2 separate regions of the Homo sapiens genome follow, and region 2 is linked to region 1. A link is a contact called in ENCODE Hi-C or POLR2A ChIA-PET data. All regions are on one chromosome and are shown on one strand. The core of a region is the stretch at or near the end of the contact, and the rest is flanking DNA. Distances in the headings are between cores, read along the strand shown. Region 1 overlaps FOXP1 (forkhead box P1). Region 2 overlaps FOXP1 (forkhead box P1).

Region 1 (3,606 bases), core at 350-2,849:
TAAGTGTCCCTTCACCTTTAGCAAGCCCTTGGTGGACTCAGGGGAGCTTTATAGTTATTATTAACATAACAGCCTGTAAGTTGGGCTTCTTTCTAGTGAAGGAGCCAAGAGGGAGGGCCCCGCCTGGTTTTAAATTACGTAGGCTTTTCTAAATGTGTTTCTAATGGGAGCTAGAGAGGTGGTGAGCTTTGGGGAAGCCTCGCCTTGGGTCATAGTTGAGTGTAGAAGGGAGCTGGGATCTGCAGATATCAGGGAATTTAGGAAGAGAGGCATGGGAAAGGAAATGGGATGGAAAGGTGCCAGGAAAAGTTGCCTCATCATTTCCCACTTTGGTGGTGGCCAAAAGGTAAGTTTCTACTTTGAGATCACTCTCAGGCCCTGTGGGCACAGAGCTGCCAAGTTTCTCAGTTTAAGGACTAATAAAGTTGGGATGTGGGTAATTCTGGGAGACTGGGTAGTTTGAAGGGAAGGATTGTTGGAGGTCTTTCCAGCTATACTGACAATGTACATGGGTTCATTCTTGAGATGAGCGTGTCCATAATAAAATCTAGCTGTAGAGCCATTCAAGGACTTCTCTGTGTGCACGAGCATGCTAGCCATTTTACGTACAACAGTAGGAACAGAGTAGCTGGAGTAAGATACAGGAATGTTTTTGTTCCACTCATACACTGATTAGTGTTATTCACTCATTCTGTATTTACTGAACACCTACCCTGCGTAGCCACTGCTCTGTACTGGGATACAGCAAGCAAGAGGCCTGCACACTGGCTCATGCCTGTAATCCCAGCACTTTGGGAGGCAAAGGCAGGATGATCACTTGAACCCAGGAATTCGACACCAGCCTGGGCAACATAGTGAGACCTTGTCCCTACAAAAAATTGAAAAAACTAGTGAGGCATGGTGGCACGTGCCTCTAGACCCAGCTACTCAGGAGGCTGAGGTGGGAGAACCGCTTGAGTCTAGTAGTTAGTTCCAGGCTGCAGTGAGTCATGATCGTGCCACTGCACTGCACTCCAGCTTGGGCAACAGAGTGAGACCATGTCTCAAAAACAAAAAACAAACAAACAAAAAAAAGTGGGAGGGGGATGCAAATCAGATAAAATCCCTGCCTTCATGGAGTATATGTTCTGATATTTTTGTCATAAACTGAAATTAATACGACTTATCTGTTGCCTAAACTTTTTGCCCAGAACAACCAAACAGAATCAGTTCAGCTGCAGTGGGAACCGCCAAGAGCCAGATGTGGCCATGAGAGGAATATCTTTGAGAGCCTGTCATCTGGCTCCAGCTGTGTTAACCTAGGCCTGGTAGGCAGCCATGAGTTGTGTCTGCCAACTGGTGGCCAGACACTAGTGCAGGCTTAAACAATTAGCAGAATTCCTCATCCGGTGGCTGGATTCACTGTGTGTGTCCTACAGACGATCGCTGCTGTCCAAACCAGGGGACTCTGGGCAGAAACGCCCAGAAGAGAACCAAAAGTTAGCCCCTTGAGAAACCAGTCAAAGTCTCATCCCGGAACATGGAGAGGGAGGCAGGAATCGGGGAAGACCAGCAACAGTGAGAAAACAGAAGTAAACCAGACGTGGCCCTCTGCCTGGCAGACCTTAATTCTGACTGAGAACTCTTGCCTGATAGAGAACGTCTGCCTCCAGCATGCCCCTGCAGAAAAGCAAAGAGTAGAGTTTGCCTGTGAAGAAATTTTTTTTCAGTTATTTTTTACATTGTTGCCCTTTGGTGAGAATCATTTATGATGCTTTATTGGTTTTACCCAAACTGAGATTTCCATGAAAAGTATTCATTCCCACCTTTTGGAAGCAATTAGATCCCCACAAACAGGCTATAACTTTCAAATGTCTGTTATATCTGCCTTCAAAAATAAGTATATAAGTAAATAAAATGCTTCAGCCTGCCTGCATGTGGAAGATTTTTTATAAACTGTAGAGTTGCTGGTTTCATGTACCAGGCAAGTCCTGCTAGCACACGGGAAAATAATAGATTCTGATCATCCATTGTCCAGCATGTTTCTAATACCACAGTAGTTGCTCAGTAAATGTTTGTAGACTGAGCTGAATAAGGAAAAATTCCAGTGAATGTGCTGACTTGCAAGAATGGTAATTAAAAATTAGTGCAGTCATTTCAAATCATAAGTTGGGGAAACAACCCACCATTTAGTGCCCCCCAAAAGTAAAAGTTCTAATTGGAATAAGCTTAGGATTTTTTTTTATGTCCACATCTAAAGTCTGATGATAACAGAAAGCACAAGATGGCAGAGATTAAGGTTTTCAGGGAGACTTCTCTTGAGGCTGAACAGATATGTCCATGTGAGAACATTTTTATCATGGTGAGGTTCTTGGTGGTCTTTCAAAGAAGTCCCACTCTGAACAGATAACGACAACAAAATCATTGAAGTGGGGAAAATTCAAAAGATGCTAGTTTGTGTGTCAAAATCAACTTTTGCATTCTAACTGCATTGTGTAAATTTGCTGTGCAGGAAACATAAGTGAAGCCATTTGGTTTTGTGGCATTGGTGTGGGTTGGCTCAGGGGGTGGGGATAAGGTTGAGGCATTGATATAGTAAGAGGAGAGCCAGATGGTTGTATTACACATCTTTTGTGTTCTTGTTTGCTTCTTAAAGCAGTTGCAGAATTTTGCCCTTGGCGATATTTTCTTCGTGCCTGTGTGTTCTGCTATGAATTTACTTTTGTCAGAGTACTTTGAAAGAAAAGCCTTGCTCAGAAAAAAAAAAAAAATTACGTTATAAACTTGTGAAGTCAACAGTGTGTTCATAAAAATATTTTTTAAATGTTAAGTATGTTAGTAAATAGTTGAGAGAATCAGCTTTTCTTTTTTCTTAGCGCAGTGATTTCGACCATATTTTATATTAATTCAGGGAAAGAATTTTTGCAAAATTATGAATGTGCAATTGGTGATGGATGGATGGATCGAGATGGATAGATGAGGAGACAGACACATGGAACAGATACATTGTTATTCCAGTAAGGATGAGGCCTATCTGATTAGAGATTTAACTTTTTCCATTACTTACAGCAAGCCCTCAGGTTGTGGTTAACCTCTTGTGTTTTATCAGCAAGCGTAACTTGGTAGTAAGTTGAGTGAGAGTGGGTTAGGGTAGGTTGGTGAGTTTTCGTTGACATTTGGTAGAATTGCTGTTACACCACCATTGAAATTTATATTTATTCCCTACTAAAAGGAAATTCTATTTTGCAGTCACCAGTGGCAAGGGATATTTAAGATGTTCTAATGCATGTAAGGGGTGATATTTTATCACCGAATGCTTTTAATAAAGAGTTGCTTTGGAGCTGTCCCCCCTCACCCACACACACACACACACACACACACACACACACACACACACACACACACACACACACATTGTGGTAGAATGCTTCATAATAATTTAATGTCCTTTTTACAGTTCCAGTTTATTTTTTTTTCCTTTGCTCAAATCAGAGAAGAGCAAATATGTAGGATCCTTGGGCGACAGTTTATTCTCCTGTTGTGCACAGATTTCCAGTTTTAGTTGGAACCTGCAGTCCCTGATGAGAAAACAGGAAACTTACAGTCCTAACCTTATTGAAATCTCTG
Region 2 (3,606 bases), core at 582-3,081, 46 kb before region 1:
AATCATCAGAATCTGAGAGTGCTGTAAGATCTCACCTTTAATATAGGCCTTAATAAATAATAATGCTTTGGATGCCTACAAGTATGTTTAAATTTCACAAGTCTTGCATGTCAAAACAGAGAGACAGGCTCAGCAAATATGCTTCCCTGGGCTAGCAATACTAATTAAGAAGGCAAGTCATACTTAAACAAACAGCTTTGGGAATAGAGGGTTAATCAGAATCCCAATTCATGAATCTTCTAGTTTTTTTTTTCCCTCAGAGAAAATTGTAGTGTCATCTTTAGATATGTTTTCATGTCATTATATTAGTTAAGAATTGTTTTCTAGTAAGAGAGATATAAGTATAAAAAATTATTTAAGTATTCTGTCGTAAAAACATCTGGGAAGAGCAGTTTGTGTCTTCTATCTTTCTACTCTGCTTATTCAAGTGCGTTCCTTCATCTTCAAGGTCACATGGTGGCTGCTGGCTCTCAGGCCATTGCCTCTACATCCAAGACAAAAAGTAGTTTTCCTGGCTGAGGCAGGCCTTTTTAAAGCACTTTCCCTGTAGCCTTATCCAATGATGCCTGCTTACATCCTATTAGCCACCCCTAACTGTAAGGGTGTCTGGGAAATGCATCCTTAGACTTGAACAATTTGATGTCCCAGGTAAATTCTGGGTTCTAGTACTAAGAAAAGGTGAATGCTTACTGAGCAACCATTATGGTTACTTTTACGAAATCATGCTGTCAATTTTGCTTACATGTTTAATTTTTATTTATTTTCAATGAATGCCTTCTGTTGACTGTGCCTTGTTTGAATTTTACATGTTAGAATTTTAGCCTGTTTAATTCTCAGCAGAGATACAGCTCAGTAAATATTTTAAGACCACAATATTCTTACTGAAAGTGCCATGGCAAATCTGAGAAATACATTTCTTTATTAAGAGAGCTATAAAGCAAAATTTAAACTCTCGAATATGCTAGTCTAGTGGGTTTTCCTTCCTGTGGATGTAAGATTTCATTAAGGCTTGAGTACTAGCATGAGGTCTTAGTGGCACGCACTCACACCCAATTCTGTTCCCCCTATATGGGCAGGGGACATTGCTGACAGCTTTGCATTGTCCCTCTGTTCTTATGTAGACTCAAGGACGGGACAGAACTCTCCATCCTACCTTTCTGTGATTTGTTGCTCCCTGTATCTCTGCTGAAAGCTTACCGTGGGAGTGGGGTGCACGGGACAAGTAAGCCACTCCTGTCCAAATTTTCTGTCCCAAATTGGCCTGTACATGATTCTTGTGAGCCACTTTTTATCCCATAAAATGAATAGAATGAGACTTCCCTATGCTTTGTATTAATAATATATTCTCTGCCTATACTGGCCTGTGACGAGTAGTCATAAAACTTAGGGTAATGGATGCATTCGCAGAAACTCCTTGGATGCCTCCTGTGGATACAGGATAGCAGCATGGTTAAGAGTGTCTGCTTTGAAGTTAGATTGGCTTAGACTCAGATTCCACCTTTTCCACTTCCTGGCTGAACAACCCTAGGCAAGTTACTTAACCTTTCTGTGCCACGGCCTCCTTATCTGGAAAAGGGGATAAAAATAGAAGCCAGCTCACTCTGAAGAGTTAGAGAGGTGATGCTTGTAAAGAGCTTAGCACGGATCCTGGTACATCATAAATGCCAGCATTGTACTAGGCACCCCAGGTGATACAGTGGAAATCTCTGTCTCTGACAAGCTTGTACCATCCTGTTGCTGGTTCACTGGTCGTTGTTTTACTGATAGATGACGCATGTTTCGCAGTCCATTGCTCCTCACCTGGTATTCCCTTGTAAATGCAAGTACAGCCTTGGGAGCTTGTCCTGCTGCACATCTGCAAGGACACGTGCAGCTATGTATACAGCTGCTGTAGCCCTGTTAGCAGAGCTTAGGTCTCTGGATCCTGTTTTGAGGATTTCCCCTGAGAAGCATACAGTTCTTTTTTTATTCCTTTTTTTTTTTTTTTTTTTTTGACTTAGTCAGACAATGGTCCTGCCTCGCAAGCAGAATTCACTAACTGCTTTCAAGTTGGTATTGCTGATGATAATCTGAAACTGTAGGGTTTCGCTCGTGCAGGCTGATGTTACATGATGTCGATCTTCTGCCACCTCATCCTCCATCCCTGCCTCTGTGCTGACTCGGCAAAGCAGGTCCTAGTCCCCCACAGATCCTCTTGGGAATGGCCCTCAAAGGACTGTGTCATCTGCACACAGAAGCTGCCACAGGTCCGTGGCAAAGAATGTCAGCAGTACTCATGGATGACCCAGTTGGTGACTTGTACCCAGATTGAAAAACAGTGCCAACCACGTGACCCTGGCTGTCTCTTGAGTTTTTGAGCCCTGTTAGGTGAGACGGGTAAGAGTCACACCACCTATAATAACAAACCTGCAGTGATAATTCATTAACATTGACACCATATCACAGAACTGATGGTTTTGGGGCAACAGACCCCAGCCTATAGTAGTACTTATCAGGGGTCTGCCTGACATAGGCTTTGCTTCCATCATGTTCACTGTGTGGAGATAGTGGCTTGAAGATCTGGCGTGTTCAAAAGACTCTTGGAAACTTCGAGCTTTTGCCGCGTGGTTTCCAATATTTTATTTAAACCCCATTACTCTTCTCAGATGTCATAAAATCTCCCTTGCCTCTGAATTACGGGATACCTTCCATGCCTCCCAGGACTCACTCCTTCTCATCCCTTAGTGTTCAGTTCAAAAATCAACCCCTTAAACATGCCTTTGCTGACCACCTACGTGAAAGGGGACAGCCCCTTTATTATTTTTCTTGATCCAAACCTCTTGTTTGTTCCATATGTTACAGCCCTGTCCCTTCATGAATTCACCTGTTTATCAGGTAATAAGCAAGAAGTAGGTCGTATTCAGTGTGGCTTCTCCATGGCTAGCAGTGCCTAACATATGGTAGGTATGCATGCAGTCGGTATTTGTTGAATCAGTCAGAGTCTGGGGATTTCCCTGTGAATTTCTGTATTTTTATGGCACCTAAGAGGACTGTATCTGGTTGAGGGAGAAAGAGAAGGAACAAAGCTACACACATCACCTTTATTGTAGGAATAAAATACTGCCCTTGGGTTTTCTCTGGAAAGTTCCCACTATGTACTGCATACTCTGCGTGTCCCATCCGGAAGGGGTTATACATTATCTTCCCCATGAAGACAGAATCATTTGCCACTTGAGCCTGAAGGATATTGTGGGTGGTACAAATTGATTAAGGACATTGGGATCCAAGCTCAAACCCCAACACTCTCATTCAGTGGCTCTTTTTTTGGACAAATTATTTTCTCTCTCTAAGACTCAGTTTACTTGCCTGGGGCAGGGGTAATAGCATTACCTAGCCACTGAGCTATTGCGAGGATTAAATTAGATGGTACGTATAAAGCACTTTGCACAACGTCTGGAACAGAATAACAGTGCTGTTGATTTAAGGGTATCAGCAAAGGCTTTGGGGACCTCCACTGATAAAACTCATCTTCTGCTTTCTTCTGATGTTCATTTTAGAGGTGGCAAAGATGGCAAAGAACCTTGATTCCCGATTATATTTGCTCATGTTTCATGTGCTGAATTAACT

The links. A loop is a pair of places that touch in the nucleus more often than their neighbours do. ChIA-PET counts read pairs that join two places held with the same protein, here RNA polymerase II (POLR2A). Pooled maps may share reads with other maps.
Region 2: a loop to region 1 is called in a map of B cell, with 2.4 times the contacts of the local background. The contact joins two enhancer-like sites. A Hi-C loop is called at or near these places in 4 of 168 maps with a recorded cell type or tissue (B cell, CD4-positive, alpha-beta T cell, ovary and 1 more), 4 of 37 single-sample maps with no recorded cell type and 13 of 50 pooled maps. POLR2A ChIA-PET finds 5 or more read pairs at or near these places in 15 of 52 experiments (B cell, MCF 10A, OCI-LY7 and 9 more).

What each region holds. Positions count from the first base shown.
Region 1 is chr3:71,308,537-71,312,142 of GRCh38, reverse strand. The region is part of intron 4 of FOXP1 (forkhead box P1); the gene reads left to right. Among named protein-coding and RNA genes, the nearest start is that of FOXP1-AS1, 21 kb to the right of the region's middle. Within about 2 kb of position 1,599, at least 11 of the 41 ENCODE cell types and tissues checked have a DNase peak (open chromatin) inside an H3K27ac peak, as active enhancers do; they include B cell, where a contact is called at or near this core.
Region 2 is chr3:71,354,601-71,358,206 of GRCh38, reverse strand. All of the region lies in intron 4 of FOXP1 (forkhead box P1), which reads left to right. Among named protein-coding and RNA genes, the nearest start is that of FOXP1-AS1, 67 kb to the right of the region's middle. Within about 2 kb of position 1,831, at least 2 of the 41 ENCODE cell types and tissues checked have a DNase peak (open chromatin) inside an H3K27ac peak, as active enhancers do; they include B cell, where a contact is called at or near this core.